2 separate regions of the Homo sapiens genome follow, and region 1 is linked to region 2. A link is an interaction called in ENCODE POLR2A ChIA-PET data of the cell type or tissue named here. Cell type or tissue: HepG2. All regions are shown on one strand. Links, peaks and the distances in the headings refer to the core of each region. The heading gives the core; the rest is flanking DNA. Region 1 overlaps CYB5B (cytochrome b5 type B). Region 2 overlaps NFAT5 (nuclear factor of activated T cells 5).

Region 1 (16,052 bases), core at 2,387-10,386, 240 kb before region 2:
GAATGAAGCCATAGACCTTCGCGGTGAGTGTTATAGCTCTTAAAGGTGGCACAGACCCAAAGAGTGAGTAGCAGCAAGATTTATTGTGAAGAGTGAAAGAACAAAGTTTCCACAGTGTGGAAAGGGACCAGAGCAGGTTGATGCTGCTGGCTGGGGTGGCCAGCTTTTATTCCCTTATTTGTCCCCGCCCACATCCTGCTGATTGGTCCATTTTACAGAGTGCCGATTGGTCCATTTTTACAGAGTGCTGATTGGTGCATTTACAATCCTTTAGCTAGACACAGAGTGCTGATTGGTGCATTTTTACAGCATACTGATTGGTGCATTTACAATCCTCTAGCTAGACACAAAAGTTTGCCAAGTCCCCACTCCACCCAGGAAGTCCAGCTGGCTTTGCCTTCTTAAGAGGACAAGGGCAGAATTGAGGAGACCAGTTAGGAGGCTGTTTTAGTAATTAGGCAAGAGATAGTGGGTTGTACCAGAACAAGTGTCAGATTTTGGATGTGTTGTGATGGAAGAGCCAATAGGATTTAATGATGCGCCAGATTTGGGGAATGAAAGAAAAATGAGTCAAGGATAACACCAAAGTTTTTGGCTTATGAGTCTTCAAGAGTTGGGTTGCTATTAGATGAGAGAGGGAAGATTTACATTGGTATTCATCCTTCTCTTTCCAATCTGATGTCACTTTGGGGCCCCTCCTTTAGCAAGAGGTTCCTAATCTTAAGTGTCCTGTGTCTGTAGCTTACCATTTTTTTGATTAATGACTGGTTAGAGTATGATACTGGAGTTTGAATGTGGTAGTTTAGAATTAGTAATATAATTGAATTGTCTTTCCCTGGCAGATTAATTTTGCATTGTTTGAATCAGTGCATTCATGAGTTGTTGAAATCATGAATGAAAGTAGTACATGTCATTATCTTTCCACCATTTAGTAGTTTAGAAAAATCACATAAAAATGATTGTAATATCTTATGACATTGATAGAAAATATCAAAGTGCATCTCTCTTATCAAGGGTAAAATTTTGTGAAACTTTGTTCAGTTATATATAATGTATTTTTTTTTCTTTTTTTTGGAGACAGTCTGGCTCTGTTGTCCAGGCTTGAGTGCAGTGGTGCCATCTTGGCTCACTGCAGCCTCTGCCTCCTGGGCTCAAACAATCCTCCGCCTCAGCCTCCCAGGTAGCTGGGACTACAGGTATGTACTACCACACCCTGCTAATTTTTTTGGTATTTTTTTTGTAGAGATGGGGTTTCATCATGTTGCCCAGGCTGGCCTCAAACTCCGGGCTCAAGTGATCCTTCCGCCTTGGCCTCCCAAAATGTTGGGATTACAGGCATGAGCCACTGTGCCTGGCCTATAATATCTCATGTATATGGTGTTTATTGGATTGCAGTGTAAAATTATTTCCTTACTGGGTATTACAAGTGAAAATTTGGAAGCCATTGACTTGTGTATAAATAGTCATTTGTCAAAAGAGTAACTTGAAATAACATTGTGATATTTTAAAACTTTTTTTTTTTTTTTTTGAGACAGAGTTTCACTCTTGTCGCCCAGGCTGCAGTGCAATGGCATGGTCTCAGCTCACTGCAACCTCTGCCTCCCAGGTTCAAGTGATTCTCCTGCTTCAGCCTCCTGAGTAGCTGGGATTACAGGTGAATGCCACCATGCCCGGCTAATTTTTCTATTTTAGTAGAGATGGGGTTTTGCCATGTTGGCCAGGCTGGGCTTGAACTCCTGACCTCCGGTGATTCACCCGCCTCGGCCTCCCAAAGTGCTGGGATTACAGGTGTGAGCCACCATGCCCAGCCCTATTTTAAAGCTTTATATGTGTATTTATTTATTTATTTATTTTGAGATGGAGTCTTGTTTTGTCGCCCAGGCTGGAGTGCAGTAGCATTACCTTGGCTCACTGCAACCTCTGCCTCCTGGGTTCAAGCGATTTTCCTGCCTCAGCCTCTGGAGTAGCTGGCACTACAGGTCCCTCCCACCACACCTGGCTAGTTTTTATGAGATGGGGTTTCACCATGTTAGGTAGGCTGGTCTCGAACTCCTGACCTCAAGTGATCTGCCCACCTTGGCCTCCCAAAGTGCTGGGATTACAGGTGTGAGCCACGGCACCGGCCTATATGTGTTTTTAGAAACTGTCACCATAAATGAGAATATTACTTTAGGAACCATCTCATAAATGGGATAACATTTTATTAACCCAACAAATATTTGTTAAGTTCTATATAGTAGTAGGCCCTGGTGGTGTATAAAAATAAACATAAACATGGAACCCCAGCCTGGGCGACAGAGTGAGATTCTGTCTTAAAAACAAAACAAAGCTGGGTGCAGTGGCTCACGCCTGTAATCCCAGCACTTTGGGAAGCCAAGGTGGACAGATCACTTGAGCTCAGGAGTTTGAGACCAGCCTAGGCAACATGGCAAAACCCCATCTCTACAAAAAATACGAAAATTAGACGAGCATGGTGGCATGAGCCTGTAGTCCCAGCTCCTCAGGAGGCAGGGGTGGGAGAAGGGCTTGAGGCCAGGACATCGAGGCTGCAGTGAGCCGAGATAGCACTACTGCACTCCAGCCTGGGTGACAGCGAGACCCTGTCTCCAAACAAACAAAACGAAAATATCCCATGATACTGCCTTCTTGAAGCTACCATTCTAGAGGAGTCAAAACAAAAACAGACAGATGAAATAATTTTAAATTATGGCACTTTTATGAAGAAAACAAATGAGTTGAGAAAGAAAAATCAGGAAAGATTTAATTTAATAAGAGTGATCTGGGAAAGCCTCTGTGAGAAGATAACATTTAATTGAGCTGATGGTCATGAACCTGATTTGGAAAGAATACAGAAAAGAGCATTCCAGCAGCATTTGAAGTCAAGCAAGAGTTTGGCACATTAGTGGGACTGAAAGAAGCTGTGTCTATAGTGAATGAAGGACAAGAATGGCCAGAGAGCTAGGCGGGACCCAGGACATGCAAGGTCTGGTAGGTAGTTTGGATTTGATCCAAAAGGTAATAGAAAACCACTGACATGTTTGAAGATGAGGGATGACATTGAAGCAATTTACAGACAGTCCCTGACTTACTAGGGCTTGACTTAAAATTTTTTGACTTTACCATGGTGTGAAAGTGATATGTGAGTACTCATACAAGCATTCTGTTTTTCACTTTCAGTATGGTATTCAATAAATTACATGAAATAGTCAGCACTTTATTGTAAGATAGGCTTCATGTTAGATGATTTTGCCCAACTGTAGGCTAACGTAAATGTTCTGAACACATTTAAGTTAGGGTAGGCTAAACTCTTTCAATCCCAATAATTTGTTTGAATACTACATCTTCCGTGCATATACTTATATGTGCAAACATGTATATACTTATATATACAAATATGTACAAATATATACAGAAATAGAGTCATAGTATTCTATTAGTTGATTTGCCCTCGTAGTCGTCATAGTATTTATTGAGTGCTTATTATTCTAAGTGCTTTACATGTAATTTCTCTTTTAAGCCTCCCAACAACCTGTTTTAGAGGTGAGAAAACAGGAGCAGAGGAGTAACTTTCACAGAGTCATAAAGTTAGGTGGCACAGGTGAGATTTGAAATCAAGCACTGTGACCCTATAGCCTGTACTCCTTTTTTTTTTGAGACAGAGTCTCGTTCTATCACCCAGGCTGGAGTGCAATGGCGCGATCTCAGCCCACTGCAACTTCCACCTCCCGGGTTCAAGCGATTCTCCCTGCCTCAGCCTCCTGAGTAGCTGGGATTACAGGCACCTGCCACCACATCTGGCTAATTTTTGTAGTTTTAATAGAGACGGGGTTTTGCCGTGTTGGCCGGGCTGGTCTCAAACTACTGACCTCAGGTGATCCGCCTGCCTCAGCCTCCCAAAGTGCTGGGATTACAGGCCTGAGCCACCATGCCCGGCCTGTGGCCTGTACTCTTAACCGTACCCTAGGATCTGCCTCAATGTTTTTCATGGCTGCAGAGTATGGAATTAGGTCTGTTTTATAGCTTTGTTCACATTTTAAATATAATTTGGAAGGATTGGGAATGTGGTATAGGGAAGTTAGAACAGATACCCCTTTCCTGGAACCTAGGTAATTTTTTTCATTTTTTAAGTAGGTCAAACAGGTATATAGTAAAAAGCCACCTTCCCCTCTGCCCAGTTTCACTGCCTCCTAAAGTTAACTCCCATTGTTTGTGTATCCCTCTAGTTTCTTTTTGCCTGTACAAGCCAAAGTGAATGTAGTTTCTCTTTTTTTACACAAAAGATAACATACTATGCACACTCATCTGTGTCTTGCCTTTTTCACTTAACTGTGTATCTCAGGGATCTTTCCATAGCAATAACTGGCATCCCTCCTCCTCCTTCACCACAGCTGCATAGGATTTATTATATGGATCATTATTTAAGCAGTATCCTATTGATAAACATTTGGGTTTTTCAATATTTTGCTGTCACATTTTTTTCTCTAAATCAACTTAATTGAAATCAAATGTAGGGACAATAAAATGTACAGATTTTGAATGTAGAGTTCAGTGAGTTTTGACAAATGTCTCATCTGTATAATCACCATCACAATCAATATACGGTCATGGGTCACTTCACAATGAGGGTGCATTCTGAGAACTGCATCATTAGTTGATTTTACCCCTTCACAAACATCATAGAGTATATTTACACAAACCTAGGTAGTATAGCCTGCTACACACCTTAGCTGTACGGTATAGTCTCTTGTTCCTAGGCTATAAACCTGTACAAACCTGTAGGCAGTTGTGACACAGTAACAAGTATTTGTGCATCTAAACATAGAAAAGGTGCAATAAAAATATGGTATTATAATCTTATGGGACCACCATCATATATATGGTCCATTGTTGACCATATTATGTGGCACATAACTGTAGAACATTTCTACCAGTGTTGTCCCCATACACACTCATTTTATTTCTAACACTATAGTACGTACTCTTCTGTCTAGCTTCTTTTGCTCAGTATATCTGTGAGATTCATCTATTTTTTCTGTGTTATCAGTGATTTGTAACTTATGATTTCATTGTGTGAACATACCAAAATTTGTTTATCCATTCACTTGTTGATTGACATTTGGGTTGTCTCCAGTTTGGGGCTGTTATGAATAAAACTGCTAGGAACTGTCATGTACAAATCTTTGTGTGGACATATGATTTTATTCCTCCTGGGCAAATACCTAGTAGTAAAATTGCTAGGAGTGAGATTACTAGGTTATATGTCTGTTTAACTTTTTAAGCAACTGCCAGAGCATTTTCCAAAGTGTTTATATAATTTTATACTCCCACCACAATGTAGGTTTTCCAGTTTCTTCACATCTTCATTGATACATTGTATTTGTCAGTTATTTTACTTTTAACCATTCTAATGGGTGTGTGGTTGGCCAGGTGCTGTGGCTCACGCCTGTAATCCCAGCCCTTTGGGAGGCTGAGGTGGGCAGATCACGAGGTCAGCAGATCGAGACCAGCCTGGCCAACATAGTGAAACCCCATCTCTTCTAAAAATACAAAGTTAGCCACGTGTGGTGGCAGGTGCCTGTAGTCCCAGCTACTTGGGAGGCTGAGGCAGGAGAATCGCTTGAACCCGGGAGGTGGAGGTTGCAGTGAGCTGAGATCGCGCCACTGCACTCCAACCTGGGTGACAGAGCAAGACTTCATCTCAAAAAAAAAAAAAAAAAAATCATTGTAATGGGTGTGTAATGGTATATAATTGTGGTTTTAACTTGCATTTTCCTGATGACTAATGATGTTGTATCTTTCCATGGGCTTATTGGCCATTTATATATGCCTTTTTATGAAGTATCTGGTCTTGCCCTTTGTAAAATTGGGTTGTTTGTTATTTTTGACTTGAAAGCATTTTTTTCTAGTGGCTGGGTATTAGCTTTGGGGTCCAAGTGTCTGGTTGAGCTTTCTACTTTACCACTTAATAGTTGTGGAACCTTGTGGAAATAAGCTCTGTAAAGGCCCTTTTCCCTCTGTAAAATGGAGATAATAGCACATACTTCACAGGGTAGTTGTGGTTGTGACAAGTAATTTAAATAATGCATATATAGACTTATTATGGCATACTACCTGGCTTAAAGAGCTCAATAAGTGTTAGTGATTATTTTTGTTTTTAATACAAAATTGCATTTAATACAAAATTGCATTGTTTCCTGCAGCATCTTTTGAGTACCAAGTGGCAAGTGCTTTGAAGGATTGAAAGGTAAATTAGATGACTTGGATTTGCAGGGAAGATCTGTGCCCAAGTAATTCTTGTGTGAGGTATAGAGTGGCCTTGCCTGAGAATGCAGGCTCTATTTGGTACAATCCCAGGGTATTTCTTGAAAGCTTTGGCATTTGACTAATAATTCCTACTGTACTTCTCCAAGGCTGGTCAAAAGAAAGTTGATTGTTGCCTGTCCAGTGGAATTAACATTATAATTAAATTTAATTAATTAATTTATTTGTTTTTGAGACGGACTCTCACTGTGTCTCCCAGGCTGGAGTGCAGTGGCGCGGTCTCAGCTCATTACAACCTCTGCCTCCCGGGTTCAAGCAATTCTTCTGCCTCAGCCTCCCGAGTACCTGGGATTACAGGTACCCGCCACCACACCTGGCTAATTTTTTGTGTTTTTAATAGAGACAGGGTTTCCCCATGTTGGTCAGGCTGGTCTCAAACTCCTGACCTCAGGTGATCCTCCTGGCTCAGCCTCCCAAATGCTGGGATTACAGAAGCGAGCCACTGTGCCTGGCCTAACATTATAATTTTATAGAAAGAATGCTCTCTGCCAAGAGTGGTTCCAAGTGGTTAGTTCTAGGGAAGGTGAGAAATAAGATGAGGCAGAATTTAACCTCTATCACTGCCCAGGTGAGGTGACCTGATCAAGGAATCTACTTTCATTTATTTATTCATTTTGCCCGGGGGCATGGCATGCACTCACATGTGTGTTCGCGCTTGTGAGCAGTGTGTGTGCTCACTCCCAGCTCCCATTATGTTCCAGGCACCATGCTGTGTTCTAAAACAGCCATGAATGGGACAGGCGTGGTCTCTGTTCCCGATGGAGTTTATCTAGTCTGATGGAGAAGAAAGATATTAAATAAATAATTGCAATTGTGATACATAAATATCATGAAGGTACATATGGCATTGTGAGAATCAGTGCAGTGGGACCCCGTCTGGGGGGATAAGGATGTCAAGTTATGTTTGGATCTGCAGACCTGAACTTCAGACCCTGCCAAGGTTACACCATTCCTGGCAGCCAGCTGGTTTGCCTCTCTTAGGTGACAGCCTTTTCTTATCAGGCTCATTCTAACCCAAATGCAAATACCTATAGACCTGCACCGTTTCCTCCTGTTCACCCCCCAGGTCTGTTATCTTTCTCTGCCCTGCAGACTGTTTTTTAGGAAGTAGTTTTTGTCTTCTCTAAAATTTTAACCTCCATGTTTTATTTTGATGAGGTAATGTGTTTGGCTAGAGGACCCCCTTTTCATCACTAGGCCTAATTTTGCACTTCCTCAATCTTAATGTTTCTGGATTTCATTTTCCATGTCAGGTGATCTCTAGTATATCTCCATTGTTATATTTTTATTACATCACTATGGAATTTCCACCTACAGATAATTTGTGTAATTTTTTTTCCAACAAGATTTTTATTCTGTAACTGCCATTCTTCACATTCTCCTCTATTCTGCCCATCAGTCCCCTATTTCCATAGAATTAGTAATCTGGAAGTATTATTTTCCATAAGGAATTTGTCCTCTTCTTTGTTGAAACATAGATTTTCTGTCTGCTCTCCAAAAATACTTAGTAAAGTAAATGAACTTAAGGAAAAGTCAGTAGATTTCCCCTACTATCACATATTCTTTGGACAGTTGAACTGGATAAAATTTTTCACAAGAGGACATTACACAATTTCCTTTGTAGCTGTAAAGTATTTCACTTGATTATTATTGCTTGATTTAGACAGAAATGAATAGATCACAATCATTGTTTCATCTTTTTTGGCAGTTTATAATTTCGGTTGCAGTATAGTTTATTTGAAACATTTCATTTGTAATATTGTGTAACTGCGTACATAATATTAATATTAAGTAGACAAAGAGTCCATTAGTGTTAAAGTACAAAGGCTATTCAGGTTGGAAGAATGTTTTTTTGCAAATTCACAAGAGGTTTAAATACAAAGCAAATCCTAGAAAAAAATGGGAAATATCTACTGTCTTACTAGGTTTACTTAATAAAAAGTAGGGAGGAATTTTTGAGTGTCTAGTAGATTTGAATAGTACAGACAACTAATCTAGACTACTGAGCATAACCCCCCCAATACACTTCTATCTTGTTTTGTTAGGATTCAGACAAAAGCACATTTTTAGTTTATATTAATTATAGATATATAAACCTAACTTTACTCTTTCTTTTATTGTGGTGAAATATAGATAACAAAATTTGCCATTTTAACCATTTTTAGTTGTATAATTCAGTGGCGTTAATTACGTTTACACTGTTATGCAGTCATCACCACCATCTATTTCCAAAACTTTTTCGTTACCACTCCAAACAGAAACTCTAACCATCAAGCCATAACTCCGTATTCCTCTCCCCAAACTCAAGCTAACCTCTCATCTACTTTCTGTCTCTATTGAATTTGCCTGTTCTAGGTACCCCATATAAATGGAATCAAATAATATTTGTCATTTTGTATTTGGCTTCTTTCACTTAGCATAATGTGTTTTGTTTTATTTTTATTTACCATTTTATTAATTGTTAAGCATACAGTTCAATGGCATTAAGTACATTCATGTTGCTGTGCAATCATCAGTACCATCTATCTCCAGAATTTTTCATTACTCCAAACTGAAACTCTGTACTTATTAAATAACTCCCTATTTCCCCCTCTTCCCAGCCTCTGGTAATCACAGTTCTATTTTTTGTTTTTATCAATTTGACTACTCTAGAATATAAATGGAATCAACAATATTTGTCCAGTTGTATCTGGCTTATTTTACTTAGCATAATGTCTTCAAGGTTCATTCATGTTGTAGTATGTATCAGAATTTCATTCATTTTTAAGGCTGAATAATATTTTATGTATATACCACATTTTGTGTATCTATTCATCTGTTTATAGGCATGGGTTGTCTACCATTTGGCTGTTGTGGACAATGCTGCAGTGAACATTGGTGTACAAGTATCTGTGTGAATCTGTTTTTAATTCATTTGGACATATCTAACAGTGGAATTGTTGGGTCATATGGAAATTCTATGTTTGGCTTTTTGAGGAACCTCCAAACTGTTTCCCACAGCAGCTGCACTATTTTATATTCCCACCAGCAATGTACAAAGATCCCATTTTTCGATTTTTTTTTTTTAATTGTAGCCATCCTAGCAGGTGTAAAGTGGTGTCTCGTTATGGTTTGATTTTCATTTCTTTTTTTTTTGGTGTGGGGAGTCCCTTTCTGACAGAATTCATTTCCTGAATGACTACTGATATTGCACATCTTTTCATCTTCTTATTGGTCATTTGTGTATTTACTTTGAAGAAATGTCTACTAGAGTTCTTTGCCTTTTTGTAAATTTGAATGTGAGAAGGAGAGAGAGCGAGAGAGCTCTTTGCCCACTTTTAAATTGGAGTGTCTTTATTGTTAGGTTACAGTTCTTTATATATTCTGGATATTAATTCTTGATCAGATATATGATTTGCAAATATTTTCTCACATTTGGTAGATTGTCTTTTTACTCTTGATGTCCTTTGATGCTCAAAAGTTTTTATTCTGATGGAGTCCAATTTATCTGTTTTTTTTTGTTGTTGCCCATGCTTTTGGTATCATATCTAAGAATCCATTGTCAATCTCAAGGTCATGAACATTTACCCTTATGTTTTCTCTAAGAGTTTTATGATTTTAGCTTTTATATTTAGGTTGTTGATATTTTATATTAGGTTGTTGAGTTAATTTTTGTAATATGGTGTGGGGTAGGGGTTCAACCTTTCCTTTGCATGTGGAAATCCAGTTTCCCAGCATCATTTGTTGAAAAGACTGTTCTTTCCTCCACTGAATAGACTTGGCATCCTTGTGAAAAATCAAATGGGAGCTCGATCTTGGCTCACTGCAACCTCCGCCTCCTGGGTTCAAGCGATTCGACTGCCTCAGCCTCCCGAATAGCTGGGACTACAGGTGCCCGCCATCAGGCCCAGCTAATTTTGGTATTTTTAGTAAAGATGATGTTTCACTATGTTGGCCAGGATGGTCTGGAACTCCTGACCTCATGATCCGCCCACGTTGGCCTCCCAAAGTGCTGGGATTACAGTTGTGAGCCACCACGCCCGGCCTGTTTCTTTTTTTAATTGTATTTTACTTAAAAGTTTATATTATGATAAAAACAGCATGAAATCTACCATCTTTTTTTTGAGACAGTCTCACTCTGTCACCTAGGCTGGAGTGCAGTGGCATGAACTCTGCTCACTGTAACCTCCACCTCCTAGGTTCAAGTGATTTTCCTGCCTCAGCCTCCTGAGTAGCTGGAATTATAGGAGCGGGCCACCACACCCAGCTAATTTTTGTATTTTCAGTAGAGATAAAGTTTCACCATGTTGGCCAGGCTAGGGTCAAATTCCCAACCTCAAGTGATCCACCTGCCTCAGCCTCCCAAAGTGCTGGGATTACAGGTGTGAGCCAAAATCTACCATCTTAAACATTTGTTTGTTTTAAAGACAGGGTCTTGCTCTGTCACTCAGGCTCGAGTGCAGTGGTGTGATTGTAGCTCATTGTAGCCTTGAACTCCTGGGCTCAAGCAATCTTTCTGCCTCAGCCTCCCAAGTAGCTGGGACTACAGATGTGCACCACCACACCTGGCCAATTTTTTTAGTTTGTTTTTAATATAGATCGGGGTCTTGCTGTGTTGCCCAGGCTGGTCTCCAACCCCTGGCCTCTAGTGATCCTCCTGCCTCAGCTTCCCAAAGTCCTGGGATTATAGGCCTCAGCCACTGCACCTGGCCCATCTTAAACATTTTTAAGTGTACAATTCAATTGTTTTAAATATTGAATATTGAATATTGTTGTGAATCAGATCTCTAGAACTTTTACATCTTACAAAAATGAGACTATACTCATTAAACAAATTCCCTTTTTTTCCTTCCCCAGTGCCTGGCAATCACATTCTACTTTGTGTTTCTATGAATTTACTTTACATACTGCCTATATTTTTGAGATTTAGCCATAAGATGTCACTGTAGTAAGTGAACACACTTGTATAACCACCATCTGGTTCTTCCTCATCCCCAGAGGTACCCACTGTATTACCATAACAGCATAGATTCATTTTGCCTGTGTTTGAACTTTTTATAAATGGAAATTTCACAGTATATATTCTTTTGTGTCTGGTTTCTTCAGTTCAACATGTTGCATTCTCATGTGTTGTGTATGTGGCAGTGGTTCGTTCTTTTTCATTGCAGATTAGGATTCCATTGTATGATTATATCTCATTTTGTACATACTCTGCTGTAGATGTTTGGGCTGTTTCCAGTTTGGGACTGTAATGAATAATGCTGCTATGGCCGTGTGTGTTGCGTGTGTGTGTGTGTGTGTGTGTGTAAATACATATATCTATTACACATTTCTCTTTAGTATATATTAGGGGATCTCATTTGATTTTTTTTTTTTTAAAGAGATAGTGTCTCACTATGTTGTCCAGGATGGTCATGAACTCCCAGGCTCAAGCGATCCTTCCACCTTGGCCTCCCAAACTGCTGGGATTACAGGCCTGCGCCGCCGTGCCTGGCCTTCATTTGATTTTTTAATGGAAATTTTTATTGAGATAATTGTAGATTCATATGTAGTTGTAAGAAATGATAGAGATCCTTTGTACTCTTCTCTCATTTGTAACATTTTGCAAGACTTTAGTATGGTATCACAACCAGGATATTGACATTAATCAGTCCACAGATATTATTCTGATTTCCCAGTTTTACTTCTCTCTTTTTTTTTTTTTTTTTTGAGATGGAGTCTTGCTCTGTTGCCCAGGCTGGAGTGCAGTGGCACAATCTCAGCTCACTGCAACCTCCGCCTCCCGCGTTCAAGTGATTTTCCTGCCTCAGCCTCCTGAGTAGCTGGGACTTACAGGCACATGCCACCACATCCAGCTAATTTTTTGTATTTTTAGTACAGACAGGGTTTCACCATGTTGGCCAGGATGGTCTCGGTCTCCTGACCTCGTGATCCGCCCGCCTCAGCCTCCCAAAGTGCTGGGATTATAGGCGTGAGCCACCACGACTGTCCTTACTTCTCTTTGATTTATTTCTTAAAGAGAAAGCGAGATGGTTTAATTTGTAGTCAAGAGTCATTTCTTCTTGATTACAGTGCTCATTATGCAAATTTCATCTACCTGTTGATACAGAAATGGTACCCTGCCACTTCCCTGGACATTTATTCCAGACAGAAAAATTCCTGTGCAACCCTCACCTAGATGTCTGCCAGCAGTTGATCTCTCTGCCTTCTTAAAAAGTTATGTAAACTCTTATCTAGAATATCTGGGGTTTTTAGTTCAACTGACTGGACATATACAGTATAGAAACTCATTTTTTTTCAGTGGGTTTGATAATATTCTCAACTCTAGATCAAGAACTTCCCATTACTTAACCTGTCTTTGATGATCCTGAAAGTTCCCTAGATGGGAAATAGATCTGGCAGTATGTCAGGGTCACTAATTTTCCCTGGATAGTATTAAAATATATAGAAGGTTTGCTACTTTTCCTGGCCCTGGATAATCTGTCTGAAAAGAGTTTGTGTGAATGAAGTTTTCACGTATTTGCTCTTCATGTCATCCTGTAGGCTCAGAATGAACAATACAGGGAGATTCATTTTGCTTATCTATAGTTTCTAAATTTTTGGTAATGAAAATTATTACTTTTGTAAAGAAAGTTATAAAAATACTAACAATTAAATATAAAAATGCAGGGTGCTTGGATCTCAAAATAGGAGCTTACTGTGATTAAAAGTCAGACTGCATATAATAATTAGTTATAATTAATAATGCTTTTTCTTTCTTTGTTTACATGAAATCTTTCAGAAAATAATAATGCTTTTTCAAAGATTGAATTTTTGGTAAATGTTTATATTTTGGCTAGCTTAAGTTTTCCCCTTTCTCTGCCTCTCATTTCTAGAGTCACCAGAAGGAAAATGTAAAACATTTTTTAAATGGCTCTTTCCCTGTAAATCATCCAGCACACACACTGCATTTTTTCTAGTTTCAGGCATAAAGGGAAACCTGGCTCAGATAAGAATGATCCTTGCTGCATGCTCAGCGGCTCATATATCTTTCTTTTTAAATTATTATTTTTTACTTTTTAATATTTATGTATTTTTAATTTTTTTAGTGACAGGGTCTCCGTTGCCCAGGCTGCAGTGCAGTGGCGCCATGCCTCGAATTCCTTGGCTTCTGGATGATCCTCCTAATTCAGCTTCCTGAGTAGCCAGGACTACAGGCCACCATGCCTGGATAATTTTTTAATTTTTAAAATTTTTTTTGTGGAGAACAAGGTCTTGCTTGGTTGCCCAGGTTGGTCTTGAATTCCTGGCCTCAAGCAATCTTCCTGCCTTGGCCTCCCAAAGTGTTGGGAATACAGGTGTGAGCCACTGTGCCTAGCTATCCTTTTTTTTTTTTTTTTTTTAAATTCTGAGAGTCTCTAGCTCAAACACAAGTTAGCAGGTTAAGGACTACTCCAAGTTCTGGCAGAGCTAATTTTTACTACTTGGTCTTCAAAAAATAGAGGCTTTTTTAAAAATTTTTTTTGTGACAGAGCTTCACTGTATTGCCCAGGCTGGAGTGCAGTGGTGCGATTGTGGCTCACTGAAAACTTCGCCTCCCGGGTTCAAGTGGTTTTCCCGAATAGTTGGGATTACAGGTGAGCGCCAGCATACCCAGCTAATTTTTGTACTTTTAGTAGAGACAGGGTTTCACCACGTTGGCCAGGCTGGTCTCAAACTCCTGGCCTCAAGTGATCCGCCCTCTTCAGCCTCCCAAAGTGTTGGGATTACAGGCGTGAGCCATGGCACTTGGTCTTGTAACTCCTTTTTGAACATAACTTCAAAGTGAAGGCCTTTGCCCATGAGCTCTTTGACATCATCTGGTGTCCACTGGTGACCCATCAGCTCCAGAACTTTCTACTTTGTCTTGGAAGCTTTGCTGGTTTCTGTGGGCATGGCCATGGCTGCTCTGGTCATCTGCTCCTGCCTCATTTCTTATTGGTCAGTTGCCATTATCTTGGCCTAGAATCACAGTAAATTCTCTGAAGCCCAAATACGTTGAGGAAATACCAGGATGCAGAGCTCATTCAGGGTGGATCTAATGTGAGTAGTTTGATAACTTGCTGCAGCATAGGCTTAAAACCAGAGGGTCGGCCGGGTGCAGTGGCTCATGCCTGTAATCCCAGCACTTTAGGAGGCCGAGGCGGGTGAATCACCTGAGGTCAGGAGTTCGAGACCAGCCTGGCCAACGTGGTGAAACCTTGTCTCTACTAAAAACACAAAAATTAGCTGGGCATGGTGGCAGGCACCTGTAGTCCCAGCTACCTGGGAGGCTGAGGCAGGAGAATCGCTTGAACTTGGGAGGCAGAGGTTGCAGTGAGCCGAGATTGTGCTACTGCATTCCAGCCTGGGCAACAGAGTGAGACTCCGTCTCAAAACAAACAAACAAACAAACAACAACAACAAAAAACAGAGGGTCAGTGGAAATAGGACCTTGGTTGCAACAATGCCTGAGTATGTCAATGTTGATCCATTCACAAGTAAGAATCATAGGGATGACGTTTGTTATATTTCCTTTCATCATGCCTGAGAGCATAGTGGGAGGAAGTGGTGATATTTTTATCCTCTGGGTTGTTGATGTAATATTCTCATGTCAAGAAAAAGACTTTTTGGGAATGTAATTTCCATTTTCACTGAAGGCTCTGCTTCAAATTAGGACTTAACTGTCAGATACTTGCTCCTGGGTGAGCTTCTTGTCGCTCTGTACCAGGATGAACATGTAGTGGCAGATCATATCTGAGAAGAAGCAGATGATAAACATGGGCGGGACCATCCAGTGGCTGACGCTGGAGTTGGACAGTAGCTCCTACCCTCTGTCTTCACTGAGAGCTGGTCTGGCTTCTCCTGGGGTGCCGGGGCTCTTTGGGTTTTCGTCGAGGCCTTCGTATGCTCCTCAGCCTGGGCATTATCTTGGCCTAAGACTGGCCAGGACCCTGCTATAGCCTCGGGCCTAGTGCAGTGATTCCAACTCCTCCAGCTGGGCTGCCAGTGGCCCATGGCAGCCCTGCATCCATTTGATTTTCGCTAACTCTATCTGGAGACTATAGAGTTCTAAACAGAAACCAAAAGCTCCCTGACGTCTTTTTGCTTGTTCTAAGCCATCTCTATTAAGACCATATTTTAGAGTGAAAGTTATTAAACCGTAGAATTTTGTTTGATCACTCTGACCCCCACTTGCTTCAGTGAAAAAAAAAAAGAAGCAGGCTACAAAACATTATGTACTACATGAATTCACTTTGTGAGAACACAAAAAACTTTTATTTATCACTGCCTACCACACAAAATAGTAAGGATTCAATAAAAAATTGTAGACTAATGGCTGAAATGATTGAAAGAATACACAGGAAAAATGAAGTTTTATGCACCAAATTGTTAACTGGACTTATTTCTGTTCCAGGACTCTAGTTGATTATTCTTTTTTCCAAATTTACCACAGCGAATATATAACTTTTACTTAATATTTTAAAAAAGTGTTGTGCTTTCTCTTGTTTATAAGTGGTGAGAGACTGATGAAAGTGAAAGTACTTGTAGAAAGAACTGTGTAGCAAGTCAAAAATTCAGTCATTCCCTGAAATGTTGTAATCTATGAAGGAGTTTTATTGTCCTTTTACTCTGAAAGGCAACACAATAGTTGGGTTGTGTCAAAAGGAAAAAATATCATCCATAGTTTAGGTGTATAGAACAAATTGGGACATAATTCCAGAACTGATGACTTAGTTCCACAACAAAGAACA
Region 2 (16,655 bases), core at 5,263-13,262:
TGGAATAAAAAGATATACATTATGAAGTGGTAAGATTTGAGGTTACAGAGGTAGACAACACCTCTTTCTTTTTTTTTTTTTTTTTTTTTTTTGAGACGGAGTCTCGCTCTGTTGCCCAGGCTGAAGTGCAGTGGCATCATGATCTCTGCTCACTGCAAGCTCCACCTCCCGGGTTCCCGCCATTCTCCTGCCTCAGCCTCCCGAGTAGCTGGGACTACAGGCACCCGCCACCACGCCCGGCTAATTTTTTGTATTTTTTAGTAGAGACGGGGTTTCACCGTGTTAGCCAGGATGGTCTCGATCTCCTGAGCTCGTGATCTGCCTGCCTCGGCCTCCCAAAGTGCTGGGGTTACAGGCGTGAGCCACTGCGCCCGGCCGACAACACCTCTTTCATAAAGAGACTTGTGTATTCAGCAAAATAATTTGAATTTTATCCTGACCACTTAGGAAGCTTGATGCTTGAACTTGCGACTTTGAGGGCTGGATATGGGAGGAAAAGAAGAATAAACATAAAAATGATCTACAGTAAAACACAGGACCCAAAAAATCTTTTTATTTAAAAAAATTAAAATGTTTGTTCCATTATAAGTTTCTGGCTTGTATTTCTTTCCGTGAATATAAACTTTTTGGCAGCTTTAAGCAGTTGCAGTAAAATGAGAGGTAAAAAGGAAATTGGTTAGTGCAAAGAGTTGGGATTGGAATGGGAGATAGAAGGAAACAGGAAGAGAGAGAGGTAGAAAAGGAAAGGGGCCAAAAGGTGACAGAGTTGGAAGGGAGAAGAGGAAACAGATACTTGATCTTCCTTCTATAGATACTCAGTGGAAAGAATTTCTAATATCAGGATTCATGCAGTGCCTTGTGGCTTTAAAAAAATTACTTCTAATTATTGGTTTAACAATGGCCATTGGATCCTTTGTCTTTTTGTTTTTAAGGGGATAGAAGATCATCCCTTTTTACATTCTTAACATCTTTCATGTTCTCCAGACAATATAGGTGTATATGTTTTTTGTTTTGGTATGTATGTTTATATTATTTTGTTATGTTATATCAAATTAAGAATATTAATTTTCAGCTAGGTGCAGTGGCACGCACCTGTAGTCCCAGCTACTTGGGAGGCTGAGGAAGGAGAATCACTTGAGCCCAGGAGTTTGAATCCAGCCTGGGATTCAAACCCATCTCTTTAAAAAAAAAAAAAAAAAAAAAAAGGCCAGGTGCAGTTGTACACGCCTGTAATACCAGCACTTTGGGAGGGCGAGGTAGGAAGATTGCTTGAAGCCAGGAGTTGGAAACCAGCCTGGACAACATAGCAAGAGTCCATCTCCACACACAAAAAAAATGTTTTAAGTTAGCTGGGCGTGGTGGCATGTCCCTGTAGACCCAGCTACTTGAGAGACTATGATGGGAGGATTATTTGAGCCCAAGAGTTCAAGGATACAGTGAGCTATGGTGGCACCACTGCACTCCAGCCTGGGCAACAGAGTGAGGTCTTATTGATCTGTCCTTAAAAAAGAAAAAAGAAAAAATTTTCATATCTACCCTTCTGTAGTAGTTTTTAATAGGACAAAATTAATCATGGCTTTCTTACATGTAATATATATTAGATTTTATCTTATGGTTACTCAATTAAATATGACTCTGAATTTAAGAATTTTCTACTTCCCCTATTTCTACCTATCCCACAGCTATGGGGAAAGGATGGTATTGTTAAGCAAACTATCCCTCTCTTAAAATTTTGGATAGGATTAGTAATTTACATAGTCAGATGTAGGCTTTATACTCTAAAATATTCTGTTAACTATGTTGTTCTACTAGACATTATTACAAAGCTTTATTCTCTTGACAGGTTGAAATATTTGCTTACTTATTTTTCAGTATTCAGATATTCATTATTTTTTTCAACTTTATTTATTTATTTATTTTTTGAGACGGAGTCTCACTCTGTCACCCAGGCTGGAGTGCAGTGGCGATCCCGGCTCACTGCAAGCTCCACCTCCGGGGTTCACACCATTCTCCTGCCTCAGCCTCCCGAGTAGCTGGGACTACAGGTGCCCATTACCACGCCTGGCTAATTTTTGGTATTTTTTAGTAGAGACGGGGTTTCACCGTGTTAGCCAGGATGGTCTCAATCTCCTGACCTCGTGATCCGCCTGCCTCGGCCTCTCAGGGTGCTGGGATTACAGGTGTGAGCCACCGCACCCGGCCTCAACTTTATTTTTCAGACTGCTAGTTGAAAAGCATCTAAAAGCACACAGTTTTTACAATACCAAAAAGGTGATTTTTTGTGTGTTCTAATTTTTAAGCATTATTCCTTTCAAGTAATTTTTAAGCATTATTCCTTTCAAGAGTCAGCTTATAAATAACTTGGTCGGGCGCAGTGGCTCACGCCTGTAATCCCAGCACTTTGGGAGGCCAAGGTGGGCCCATTACCTGAGGTCAGGAGATTGAGACCAGCCTGAGCAACATGGAGAAAACCCATCTCTGCTAAAAATACAAAGTTAGCCGGGCTTGGTGGTGCATACCTGTAATCCCAGCTACTCGGGAGGATGAGGCAAGAGAATTGCTTGAACCTGGGAGGTGGAGGTTGCGGTTAGCCAAGACTGCGCCACTGCACTCCAGCCTGGGCAACAAGAACAAAACTCCGTCTCAAATAAATAGATAAATAAGTAAATAACTTAAAAATAAAACAGTTAATGCTTAAGTAATCTTGACTTTAGTTGTGTTTAGTATGGCGTCTGTTGGGGACTCATCTCGTAAACTTTAAAGAAAGGACCTTTTAAAAGGCCAGAAGTTAAATTATCTTGAATCTATGACAAACCCACAGCCAATATCATACTGAATGGGCAAAAACTGGAAGCATTCCCTTTGAAAACTGGCACAAGACAGGGATGCCCTCTCTCACCACTCCTATTCAACATAGTGTTGGAAGTTCTGGCCAGGGCAATTAGGCAGGAGAAGGAAATAAAGGGTATTCAATTAGGAAAAGAGGAAGTCAAATTGTCCCTGTTTGCAGACGACATGATTGTATATCTAGAAAACCCCATTGTCTCAGCCCAAAATCTCCTTAAGCTGATAAGCAACTTCAGCAAAGTCTCAGGATACAAAATCAATGTACAAAAATCACAAGCATTCTTATACACCAACAACAGACAAACAGAGAGCCAAATCATGAGTGAACTCCCATTCACAATTGCTTCAAAGAGAATAAAATACCTAGGAATCCAACTTACAAGGGATGTGAAGGACCTCTTCAAGGAGAACTACAAGCCACTGCTCAATGAAATAAAAGAGGATACAAACAAATGGAAGAACATTCCATGCTCATGGGTAGGAAGAATCAATATCGTGAAAATGGCCATACTGCCCAAGGTAATTTACAGATTCAATGCCATCCCCATCAAGCTACCAATGACTTTCTTCACAGAATTGGAAAAAACTACTTTAAAGTTCATATGGAACCAAAAAAGAGCCTGCATCGCCAAGTCAATCCTAAGCCAAAAGAACAAAGCTGGAGGCATCACACTACCTGACTTCAAACTATACTACAAGGCTACAGTAACCAAAACAGCATGGTACTGGTACCAAAACAGAGATATAGATCAATGGAACAGAACAGAGCCCTCAGAAATAATGCCGCATATCTACAACTATCTGATCTTTGACAAACCTGAGAAAAACAAGCAATGGGGAAAGGATTCCCTATTTAATAAATGGTGCTGGGAAAACTGGCTAGCCATATGTAGAAAGCTGAAACTGGATCCCTTCCTTACACCTTATACAAAAATCAATTCAAGATGGATTAAAGACTTAAACGTTAGACCTAAAACCATAAAAACCCTAGAAGAAAACCTAGGCATTACCATTCAGGACATAGGCATGGGCAAGGACTTCATGTCTAAAACACCAAAAGCAATGGCAACCAAAGCCAAAATTGACAAATGGGATCTAATTAAACGGAAGAGCTTCTGCACAGCAAAAGAAACTACCATCAGAGTGAACAGGCAACCTACAAAATGGGAGAAAATTTTCGCAACCTACTCATCTGACAAAGGGCTAATATCCAGAATCTACAATGAACTCAAACAGATTTACAAGAAAAAAACAAACAACCCCATCAACAAGTGGGCGAAGGACATGAACAGACACTTCTCAAAAGAAGACATTTATGCAGGAAAAAAAACACATGAAAAAATGCTCACCATCACTGGCCATCAGAGAAATACAAATCAAAACCACAATGAGATACCATCTCACACCAGTTAGAATGGCAATCATTAAAAAGTCAGGAAACAGCAGGTGCTGGAGAGGATGTGGAGAAATAGGAACACTTTTACACTGTTGGTGGGACTGTAAACTAGTTCAACCATTGTGGAAGTCAGTGTGGCGATTCCTCAGGGATCTAGAACTAGAAATACCATTTGACCCAGCCATCCCATTACTGGGTATATACCCAAAGGACTATAAATCATGCTGCTATAAAGATACATGCACACATATGTTTATTGCAGCACTATTCACAATAGCAAAGACTTGGAACCAACCCAGATGTCCAACAATGATAGACTGGATTAAGAAAATGTGGCACATATACACCATGGAATACTATGCAGCCATAAAAAATGATGAGTTCATGTCCTTTGTAGGGACATGGATGAAACTGGAAATCATCACTCTCAGTAAACTATCGCAAGAACAAAAAACCAAACACTGCATATTCTCACTCATAGGTGGGAATTGAACAATGAGAACACATGGACACAGGAAGGGGAACATCACACTCTGGGGACGGTTGTGGGGTGGGGGGAGGGGGGAGGGATAGCACTGGGAGATATACCTAATGCTAGATGACGAGTTAGTGGGTGCAGCACACCAGCATGGCACATGTATACATATGTAACTAACCTGCACATTGTGCACATGTACCCTAAAACTTAAAAGTATAATAATAATACATTTAAAAAAAAAACTTTACAAGAATAGTAAATTTTAAGTAACAAAACTGTATAATATGTGGGATCTCTTTTGCATAATTGTATAATGTCAAGATTCAATATACTTCTTTTCTGACTTGTACTGTATAACTTGTGAATAAAGCAGGTCATTTTTGCAGAAACTAAAAAAAAAAAAAAAAGAAAGTAACCGACTAGTTCTTTCTGTAATGTAAATACGAATATGTAGAAGATAAATATATTCTAAACCTTGGGGCCTCATTTGGCTGTCTTATGCCTTTAACAAATAAATTTAAAAAATGAGATATGGGAAAAAGTTTTATCAGTAATCAGTGAAGTGGAATTTCCACACAGTATTTGAAAATGGAGGGAAAGGTTATATGCTTTACGTTTCATTTTGGTAATACAATATATTAATGTAATTTTAACAAGATATACCATATGTTTCTGGAATGTTTTTAAAAACAAGTATCTATTTCCTGTTACTCCAAAAAGTTACCTTTGAATAAACTGATTTAGTTAATTCTTCATTTAAAAGGGTATATCATTGTCAGTGTATGACCAATAACCCTTTCCATTCTGTTCACACATTTACCCTATAGGTTCTAGACAATACTTATTTTTTGTTTTTTTGTTTTTTGTTTGTTTCTTTTTTTAGACAAGGTTTCACTTTTGTTTACCAGGCTGGGGTGCAGTGGCGTGATCTCGGGTCACTGCAACCTCTGCCTCCTGGGTTCAACCGATTCTCCTGCCTCAGCCTCCCGAGTAGCTGGGATTACAAGCATGTGCCAGCACACCCAGCTAATTTTTTGTATTTTTAGTAAAGATGGGGTTTCACCATGTTGGCCAGGCTGACCAACTTGAACTCCTGACCTCCTCGAACTCCTGACCTCAGGTGATCTGCCCCTCTCGGTCTCCCAAAGTATTGGGATTACAGGCGTGAGCCACCTCACCCGGCCAGTGTATTTGTTTATACATTAACAATTTCTATTAAACTCCCCAGCATTGTTGAAAATGTCATTTATCATATACAAACAGGTTAAATATCTCTTATCTTAAATGCTTAGGACCCGAAGTGTTTCAGGTTTTGAATTTCTTTGGACTTTGAATTTCTTTGCATATACATAATGAGGTTTCATGGGAATGGTACCCAAGTGTAAACACAGAATTCATTTGTGTTTCATGTACAGCTATACACATAGCTTGAAGGTAATTTTACATAATATTTTAAATAATTTTGTGCATCAGAGTTTCAAAAAGCAAAGGTGTCACTGTTTCAGCCACCTTTGTAAATAATCTTTGTAAATAACCTGTTGGGCATCACCATCATTCCTGACTCTGAATTTATTTTTATTTTTATTTTTTTTTGAGACGAAGTCTTGCTGTGTCACCCAGGCTGGAGTGCAGTGGCACGATCTTGGCTCACAGCAACCTCCACCTCCCAGGTTCAAGAGATTCTCCTGCCTCAGCCTCCCAAGTAGCTGGGATTACAAGCACCCACCACCACGCCCAGCTAATTTTTTGTATTTTTAGTAGAAACAGGGTTTCACCCGACTCTGAATTTATATGCTACCAATAAGCAATCCTTTTCTTATATTTCTTCACACGTAAGTACTTAACACCGGTGCAGTCATGACTCACTGCAGCCTCAACCTCTGGGGTTTAAGTGATCCTCCCACTCCAGCCTCCTAAGTAGCTGGGAATTGCATGTGCATACTACCACGCCCAGCTAATTTTTTTGATTTTTTTGTAGAGACAAGGTCTCACTATTGCCCAGGCTGGTCTTGAACTCCTGGGCTCAAGTGATCCTTCAACCTTAGCCTCCCAAAGTGCTGGGATTACAGGTGTGAACCACTGCACCCAGCCCAGGTGTGTAAATTTTTGAGCATTGTATTGGCACTCAAAAAGTTTTGGATTTTGGAGCATTTAAGATTTTAGATTTTTGGCTGGGCATGGTGGCTCATGCCTGAATCCCAGCATTTTGGGAGGCCAAGGTGGGTGGATCACAAGGTTCGAGACCAGCCTGACCAACATGGTGAAACCCCGTCTCTACTAAAAATACAAAAATTAGCTGGGCGTGGTAGTGTGCATCTGTAATCTCAGCTACTGAGGAGGCTGAGGCAGGAGAATCACTTGAGCCCAGGAGGCAGAGGTTGCGGTGAGCTGAGATCACACCTCTGCATTCTAGCCTGGGCGACAGAGTGAGACTCAGTCTCAAAAAAAAAAGATTTTAGATTTTTGGATTAGGGATGCTCAACCTGTATTTAACAAAGACAGGATACTTGTTTGTATCAATAGCTGAAGGCTAAATGATACTGCAATAACACACAATTTAAAAGAAGACAACAAAACAAAACTCAGTGGCTTACAACAACTGAGTTGGTAAAACCATGTGATGGCTCTCAAAACTTTCACTTGGACTTGGCACATTACTTCAGTTCATATTTGATTATCCAAACCAGTCACATGACCAAGCCTGTCAGTAGAGCAAGAATTATAGCCTTTCCAGATAATTGTGTAACTATAAAAATATTTATTACTCCTCCTTCAATAAAGACAACTCATAGAACCGGATGATTGCAAGTTGATTTTAGGTAAGAAATAAGTTTTGGTGGTTCTTCTTATAGAATGCTTATGTATCTCCACAGCTCAGCCAGCAGGAGTGCCAGAAATCTTAAAGAAAAGCTTGCATAGCTGTTCAGTGAAAGGAGAAGAAGAAGTGTTTTTAATCGGCAAGAACTTTCTGAAAGGAACTAAAGTTATTTTCCAAGAAAATGTTTCTGGTAAGTACGCATATTTGTGGTACAGATATTTGTATGTTTTCACTTTGTTATATGGATATAGTCATAGCTACAGAGTAAAAAAAATAGTTCAAAAATTTAATAAATCACTTTTTATTTCAATCAGATGAAAACTCTTGGAAGTCAGAAGCTGAAATTGATATGGAACTATTTCATCAGGTAAAATTTAAGCTTTTTTTATAATTTGGTTATTTACTCTCTGAGCAATTCAGTTTTGTTTTGAAATTTTCCTGAATCAATAGATTAAATTTCTTCTTCCTATGGGATTGATATGAATTATTTAAAGTTTCTTTCTTGAGTTTCTTTAACTGAAATAGAATTATTTTCCTAATGGTAAACATGACCACCTCTATTTTAAAAAGTTAGGATCATTAACAAATGTTTCCATTGTTAATAAACAAAATCTTTCTTTCCTGATACTTATTTTCTCTGAGGATTTGCATAATCTTAATCCACTATATAGTTAAATAAAAGGGAAACCAATATTTATTGAGAATCTGTTATGTTTCAGGTACTTTATATTTGTTAAACCTTCTTGTGTTTAGAAGCACTCATCACACTGATATTAGTCTGTATTTGCAGGACCTCACCATGTATTGTTTCCCAAATAACAATGAAAACTTGAAAACAAGGATCAAGACCTGACTTAGGAATTCGTATTTAGAGCAGACAGGACCAAACCCCTAGAAATTGAGACTAACAGAAGGCCAAATTTATAAGCAAGTTAGAAGGCACATGGAGAAGAGGTAGTATGTACAGGTGTAGAACTGAGACAGAGAGAGAAGAGAGAAACAGGAACAAGCTAATGTGTAAATTACCCAAAGCCTAAAATTTAGTGTAAGCTGATGGGGAAAGAAAAGAGCACATGACAGAAGGTAGAGAAATAGAAGATGCAAAAATTAGACAATCTATAGCCACTTTATCCAAAAAGTTTATAATTTCCTTGTTGTTTTAAAATTTATTTTTTATTCCTTTGTGTATTTTTAAAAACCTAATAAAATTTAAAACATATATCCAATATATTGCCACACTCAAGGCTCAGGGCACAGCCAAGACTGTTGCCACTTCATACACCAGACACAAGTTCAAAGGTCCCCAGGCCACCCTCTTTTTTTGAACGAGTGGCTCAAACAGTATTTTTCCTACTGTCCCCTTGGATTTGATAACTTCCTAGAAAAATTCACAGAACTCTGGGAAGTGCTATACTTAGTGCCTGTAGTTTTTTTGTTTGTTTGTTTTTGTTTTGTTGTTGTTGTTCTTTTAAGACAGTCTTGCTCTGTCGCCAGGCTGGCATACAGTGGCGCGATTTCAGCTCACTGCAACCTCTGACTCCCTGGTTCAAGCAATTCTCCTGTCTCAGCCTCCTGAGTAACTGGGACTACAGGCATGTGCCACCATGTCCAGCTAATTTTTGTATTTTTAGAAGAGACGGGGTTTCACCATGTTGGCCAGGATGGCCTCCATCTCCTGACCTCATGATCTGCCCGCCTTGGCCTCCCAAAGTGCTGGGATTACAGGTGTGAACCACTGTGCCTGGCCTAGTGCCTATAGTTTTACAACAAAAGGACAGAAATCAGAATCAGCTAAAGGGAGAGATGCATAACACAAGGTCTCGGAGTGTCCCAGGCACTAACCTTCTGTCATCCTCAGGAAGACATTACCATCTTGGCATAGCAATGTGTGATGATAACAATATGCAGAGAATTACCAAGCAGGGAAGCTCACCCAAGCCTTTGGTGTCCAGAGTTATTATTTCAGACCTGATTATATACTGCCCATGCAGCTACCTTTGGTCTTCACTTCCACAAGGTTAGAATTGATATGGTGTGTTCCAAAGCCTCTGTTATAAATCACATTGTTAGACTATCCAGCGACCAAAGCTCTCAAGTAAATATCACTGTCACACAAGACATTGCAGGAACCTAGAGATTACCTCCTAGCAGCCAGAGGTAAAGACCAGAACTCTCTCTGGGTAAAGTTAATTATTTCCTAGACAATATCGTATAGTGTGGAGATTCCTATATATCTAGACAAATGCTATGTGGCAAGTTTTCCTCTGGCCTTATGCAACTACATGTTGTGGAAAAGAGATAATGGGACTTAACAAACATTCCTTTGTCACACAGACCATTGGGCAATATCTCCTAGGGTTTATAGTCAGACTAGTCTTAATTGAAGTTTTAATACCTGCTTTGTCATTAGCAATCTGTGTTAACTAAGTAAGACAAATGACTTTTGTGCTCCAGTTTTCTGATCTGTAAGATAAGCGCTTTCATTAGATTATTTGAGACTCCTCTGACTCTAACATTTTATTATTTCTTATATTATTTGATCAGACCATCTCCACTCCCATGAACCAACAATAGCTTCCTCTGGAGTACTCCTGGAGGTTAGAGGCAATGTATTATAATTCTTCTGTGTTCCTTGTAATACCAAACACTTAATAGATACACAAGAAAAACTTATTAGTTCATTTTATTCACCTTGAAGAAAAAAATGGGTGACTGTGTGGTCTAAGTAAGGTTCATTTGTTCTTTCCGAGGATACTTCAAACCCTAATTTCAGCCAGGTCTTTAAATACCTAGAGTTGTAATCCTAACTGAAACTTAATTTATTCATGCAGTACTTTTGTATGCTATGAACATGTTTTGTTTCTTGACAAATTAGTTAGATTAATGTAGACTCCCTTGCTTGTAATGCTCTATTATGATTGTTATTCTTATGATAAAGATTGATAGATAAGGAGACTATTTCTGGAGATTGAGAGACTTGCCTTATAAATTATACAAAATATCAATGACATAGCCCCAACAAATTGTAGTATTAACTTGCTATTTTGTATAGAACTTTATATTCATAAGTTATCCTCCCTCCCTACCTCCATTTTTCTTTCTCTCTCTCTCTCTTGCCTTTTGAGGCATGGGGTAGTTATATTTTTAAAACACTTTTTTTCAGGGCAGTTATGCCAGCTACAGTAGGTTAAAGAATAATAATCATAAAAATAAGACACGTGGTGGAATGGAAAGGAATTATATCCTTATTTGGTGACTATATCTAGAGGTCCTGGGGTTTTTGCAAGCAAGTATGTAAACAAACTAAATCATAATATAATCTGTCATTAATTCTGTGGTTTTGTTCATTTTTATCTTTTTCAGAGAGAGGTTTTATTTTATTTTTTTTCTAAAGGGGTTTTCTTGGAAGCCTTTTCTTTGAGTGGAATCAGAGCTGAGATCCTAGAGAATTGATTCTAGAGATTATATAAAGGAAGAAAACCCACAAAGCAAACCTTTAGGGGGAAGAAAATGTGTTGAGACTGGGCATAGTGACTCATACCTATAATCCCAGCACTTTGGGAGGTAGAGGCAGGAGGATTGCTTGAAGCTGGGAGTTTAAGACCAGCCTGGGCAACATAGTGAGATCCCATCTCTACAAAAAATTTAAAATATAGCCAGTCATGGTGGCACATGCATATAGTTCCAGCTACTTGGGAGGCTGAGGTCAGAGAATCACTTGAGCCCAGGAAGTTGAGGCTGCAGTGAGCCCTGATTCCGCCACTGCACTTCCACGTGGGTGACAGTGAGACCCTGTCTCAAACAAAAAAAAAAGACAACACACTTTGGATGTGATCAGTAAAGAAATATTAGGCCTACACAAAAAAAGTTGAAAGGGAATCTCTACAATATTTAAAAATACCCAGCAGATGGTATAGTAGAAAAGACCATTTAAAGATAATTTCACAAATTGCAGTTGTGAAAGATTGTAATAGCTGTTCAGTTGCAAACCCAAAATCAATTCATCAGGTATTACACTTTTTCTATCATATTATAAATATTGCCAGGCGTGTGGCTCATGCCTATAATCCCAGCAGTTTGGGAGGCCGAGGCAGGTGAATCACCTGAGGTCAGGAGTTCGCGACCAGCCTAGACAATATGGCAAAACCCCATCTCTACTAAAAATACAAAAATTTGCTGGGTGTGGTGGCATATGCCTGTAATCCCAGCTACTTAGGAGGCTGAGGCAAGAAAATCACTTGAACCCAGGAGGCGGAGGTTGCAGTGAGCTGAGATCACGCCATTGCACTCCAGCCTGGGCAACAAGAGTGAAACTGTCTCAAAAAAAAAAAAAAAAAAAAAGTAATACGGTATTATAAATATTGAGACTAATGAAGTCTGGAAAAACAATTCTTTGTTCAATTGTTTTCTGGTCTTCTGGTCCATAGTATACCTCATGCTCATGTATACCAAATATGATGGGTACATGATCATTCATTATGTCTATTCCCTTTTAACAACTGTAGATGAGTTATATATAACATTAATTACCTATTAAAAATATATATAAAGGGATATTCAATCTATATATACAAATATACATAAAAGGATAGCTCAGGGGAAGATGGTATAAATGTGGAAAGAAAATTCTTGAAAGAAGTACAAAAAAAAGATCCTCAGAAGAATTTGTGGGAAGAACTAGACTAAACAAAGACTTGAAAGCTTAGAGTTATGTTTTTCAAATCAGTTCTAAGAGTAATTTTGTAATGGGTCTTTGGTCAAGTCTAATTGTAGATATTCTAATTATGTAGGTATTCTGATTATATATATTCCCAACTGTAAAATTAATGTGACAAAATAAAAAGTATCTCATAGAAGAGTGAAAGATATCTAGCACCATTGCTGGTACACTCTGAAAAAGATTATCTGCTAGGGAAAAAGTTATTTGAATCTAAGCAGATTTTTCTAAGAAGTTAAAATTCAATTGTTTTCCTCTTTTTATCCCAAAGAGCATTATACCTGCTCCCAAAGCCTCCCAACCCTTTGTATGTTTTGTATGTACTGTATCCCTAGCTCAGTGATAGTTAATTGTTTCTAATTTATGAGAGGGTATTAAAAATAGCTTTTGATCACTAGTGACAGTTTACCTAATTTTTAATTCAGATCAGTTGTAGAATTTCTAGATTCAGATTGAGGAAGTTTGAAGAATTAGTAGCAAAATAGGTTCATTTGGTTTTTAAAAGGTTTCAAAATTAGTTTTACTTAAATGTGCTCTCCAAAGCAAGTAGAGTAAAAGTATTTTGATAAAATATGCATCTGATTTGTAGACACTAGTCCTGTTACTAATTGCCAAGAAACAAGTTTTTATTCAAAAGAATAGTTTGAATTATGGAGTTTGCCAAACAATTTTAAGAGTGAGAGCTCTCACAAGCTGTTCATTCAACCATCTCCTTAACTCTAGATAGACTGTTTCTGTGACATAGTTGTAGTGTTTAAACAACAGAGTAAAAATGAGGTAGACAAGATTCAGTAACTCTGTTTCTTAGAAGTTAGATCAATACCAGTGCGTTTTTTATGACCTTGTATGTGTTCAGATTTAGCTCCTGCCTTATAACTGTGGATGTATGCATATTTGTACATGTTTTTCCACCTAGTTGAAAAGAATGTGGTTTTTTTGAGATGGCCAACTTAGGAGGCATTCTGTTAATGCCGTAAATTAGAAGCTAGTTTTTTGTTTTTTTGTTTTTTTTGTTTTGGAGACAGAGTTACGCTCTTGTTGCCCAGGCTGGAGTGCAATGACGCGCTCTTGGCTCACCTCAACCTCCGCCCCCCGGGTTCAAGCGATTCTTCTGCCTCAGCCTCCTGAGTAGCTGGGATTACAGGCATGTGCCACCAGGGCTGGCTAATTTTTTGTATTTTTAGTAGAAACAGGGTTTCACCATGTTAACCAGGCTGTTCTCAAGCTCCTGACCTCAGGTGATCTGCCCACCTCGGCCTCCCAAAGTGTTGGGATTACAGGCGTAAGCCACCATGCCTGGCCTAGTTCTTTATTTATAATGTGACTGTATTTCAGAGAGTGTTTTAAGATGGCTCAGAAACAAATTAAATTCTCAGAAATGGAAACCTTGACCTTGATCTCATTTGTCCCATATTTTCTATTCAACTGAGTCAACGAACTATGTAGTCTAACTAAATTTTAAATGTCATCAAACTCACGTCACCCTCAGCTGTCAGCTTCGGCCTCCTGCAAATCAGATCATTAGTGAAAAAGCATAATCACTACCCTGTGATATCCCCTACCATTATAATAATCTACTAGGGAAGAAGAAAAAAAAGTCAAATATGGCTCATATTACCCTCTAAGAAGATATAGTACCCTTGAGTAAGTACTGGTGAAACTTTTATGAACTCTGCCTTTCTCTTATAAGGATGCTTCTGCCACTGTTCCAACTAAAAACATCTTTGGTTTACTGAGATGTGGATAAACTGAACCCAATTTGACTTAAAATGAGAATTATGTTGTTAGGAGTAGCGAACTGCATTGTGAAATACATCTCACATTGAGGTTGTACAGAATGTATGGTAACTGACTTTGCCCTTGGTGGGCATATTTTTTTTCTAATAATTTATTCATTCTTTTATTCAATATGTACCTTATGTAAGGTACTATTCTTTACAAGTGAGACAGAGTGAAGAACAAAACAGCCTAGATCCTCATGGAGCTTACATTCTTATGTTTGGAGAAAGACCAAAAAACAAGCAAATAGGGTAATTTGCAGGGGTGAGGATAAGTGCTGTTATGGAAATAAACAAGATTATGTTATAAGGTTGGGGAAGGGTTTTGCTTTAAATAGGATGATCAGGGAAGGCTTCTTTGAGGTGACATTTGTATCTGACCTGATAATGGGTTAGGAACTCACCATTTGAGGAGGTGAAGGAATAATATTGCAATTGAAGAGAATAACAAGTATAGAGAATCTGAGGTAAAACTGAGTTTAGTATGTTAAAAGAAGGGACCGAGGTCAGTGTGGCTACAGTGTAGTGAGCTAGAAGAGCAGGAATGAGATGAAGTTGACAGGGCAGGGATCTTGACCTTGTAAGCCATTATAAAACACTTGGATTTTACCTTAAAAGCAGTGTTAAGATTAATATCCTGATGCCTGTGAACCTGAGCTTTAAAATGCATTCTTTTTTTTTTAATCACTTTTTAAACTTTACAGCTAACAGGAAATATACTTCATTTAAAATTTTTAAATTTAAGTATTGCTTCTTTTCCAACTCTTGTGCTTTTCTTTACATTAGAATCATCTTATTGTGAAGGTTCCTCCCTATCATGACCAACATATAACTTTGCCTGTGTCAGTGGGAATATATGTAGTGACAAATGCTGGAAGATCTCATGATGTTCAACCATTCACTTACACTCCAGACCCAGGTATGTCAAAATGAAAAATTCAGAACTAAAACAAATAATTAATTTCCAGTTTTTTGAAAGAATATGAAGATGACTAGCCAACCAAAAAGAAAGTTGCTCACTAAGATGAATTGATGTTAGTTTCTTTTGGAAATGACATTATTTTCTAAGAGGACAGCCGCCAGATACTGCTTTTACTCTTATATTAAGGAATCATTTCTACCTTATGCTATAATAATAAAAGGCAGCAATGCTCTGAAGTCAGATTCTCTGAAGCTATCTGACAGGTTACTCCTCCATAAGAATTTCCATGCATTGACTACCGCTTATGTGCAGAAACCTGAAAGTGACAACTTTGGGAAATTGCTAATAGTTTAGTTTGGCTGGTTTATAGGGTACATTTTGAGAGAGAGAAGAGATAAACTAGAGTGACAGGTGATAAAATAAAAAATCCCAAAGACTGATGGTGAATAAATATTTTTTTCTTTCTATATTGCCCCATAATACCTGATAAATATTTTAAATAAAACTTTGGTTGGGTTAAAACGATATTTTAGGCTGGGTGCGGTGATGCACACCTGTAATCTCAGCACTTTGGGAGGCCGAGGCGGGTGGATCACCTGAGGTCAGGGGTTTGAGATGAGGCTGGCCAACATGTTGAAACCTTGTCTCTACTAAAAATACAAAAAAAAAATTAGCTGGGTGTGGTGATGGGTGCTTGTAATCCCAGCTACTGGGGAGGCTGAGGAAGGAGAATTGCCTGAACCTGGGAGGTACAGGTTGCAGTGAGCTGAGATTGTGCCATTGCACTCCAGCCTGGGCGATAGAGCGAGACTGTCTCAAAGACAGAAAACAAAACAAAAACCTGATATTTTAGAAATGAGAGGAACTAAATTTTTTTTTTTTGCATGTGAGTGGGAGACGGAGTCTCGCTGTGTCGCCCAGGCTGGAGTGCAATGGCGCGATCTTGGCTCACTGCAACCTCCACCTCCTGGGTTCAAGCTATTCTCCTGCCTCAGCCTCCCGAGTAGCTGGGACTACGGGTGTACACCACCACGCCCAGCTAATTTTTGTTTTTTCAGTAGAGACGAGGTTTCACCATGTTAGCCAGGCTGGTCTCAAATTCCTGACCTTGTGATCCACCTGCCTCGGCCTCCCAAAGTGCTGGGATTACAGGCATGAGCCACCACGTCCGACCCTAAAATGTTCAAAGTTTAGAAGATACCTATTTATGAAGTGTCTCACAAGTTATTTGCCTGCATTCATTTAGATGCCTGAAAAAAGCAAAAAGCCTCCTTTTGGCAGAAATGGGGAGAACATTTTGGAAATGGAAACTCTTTGCATGCTCCATTGACCTAGGCTTGGCTTCTGCCATGTTTACCATTGGTTCAGTTCAGTCCAGTCTCAAGCATACTTCAGAATTAGCAGTTCTTCTCTATCTGTAGTTTATTAGTATGTTATTTCCATATAGTTCAAGATCCAGTGAGGTAGAAGGTAAAGAATGGGGCAAAGAAAGAAAGCCCTGGCATCAAAAAGTGAAGAAAACAGTAGCTAGGACAGAATAACAACTAATTTAAGTTAATTGCTTTCTGTCACTTAATTTTTCTATTCACTATTCTCTTTTCTTTTCTTTTCTTTTTGAGATGGAGTCTTGTGTTGCCCAGGCTGGGGTGCAGTAGCGTGATCCTGGGTCATTGCAACCTCTGCCTCCCAGGTTCAAGCG

The links. Peaks named below come from ENCODE experiments on the same cell type or tissue, not always from the same donor. Only the 100,000 strongest peaks of a DNase experiment are listed, where the experiment ranks them.
Region 1: POLR2A ChIA-PET joins it to region 2 with 6 read pairs; 5 of 35 experiments call an interaction of 5 or more read pairs at or near these places.

What each region holds. Positions count from the first base shown.
Region 1 is chr16:69,429,163-69,445,214 of GRCh38, forward strand. All of the region lies in intron 1 of CYB5B (cytochrome b5 type B), which reads left to right. It also overlaps the pseudogene LOC100420066. Among named protein-coding and RNA genes, the nearest start is that of CYB5B, 13 kb to the left of the region's middle. RefSeq lists silencers at 7,364-7,413, 14,343-14,625 and enhancers at 14,972-15,051, 15,082-15,341. In HepG2, for the core only: no CTCF peak of the experiment used is centred there; a DNase peak (open chromatin) is centred at 7,269.
Region 2 is chr16:69,662,383-69,679,037 of GRCh38, forward strand. It overlaps NFAT5 (nuclear factor of activated T cells 5), which reads left to right. Exons shown (of 15, transcript NM_138713.4): 8 at 7,595-7,729; 9 at 7,854-7,906; 10 at 14,821-14,953. Among named protein-coding and RNA genes, the nearest start is that of SNORD13H, 38 kb to the right of the region's middle. In HepG2, for the core only: no CTCF peak of the experiment used is centred there; a DNase peak (open chromatin) is centred at 9,809.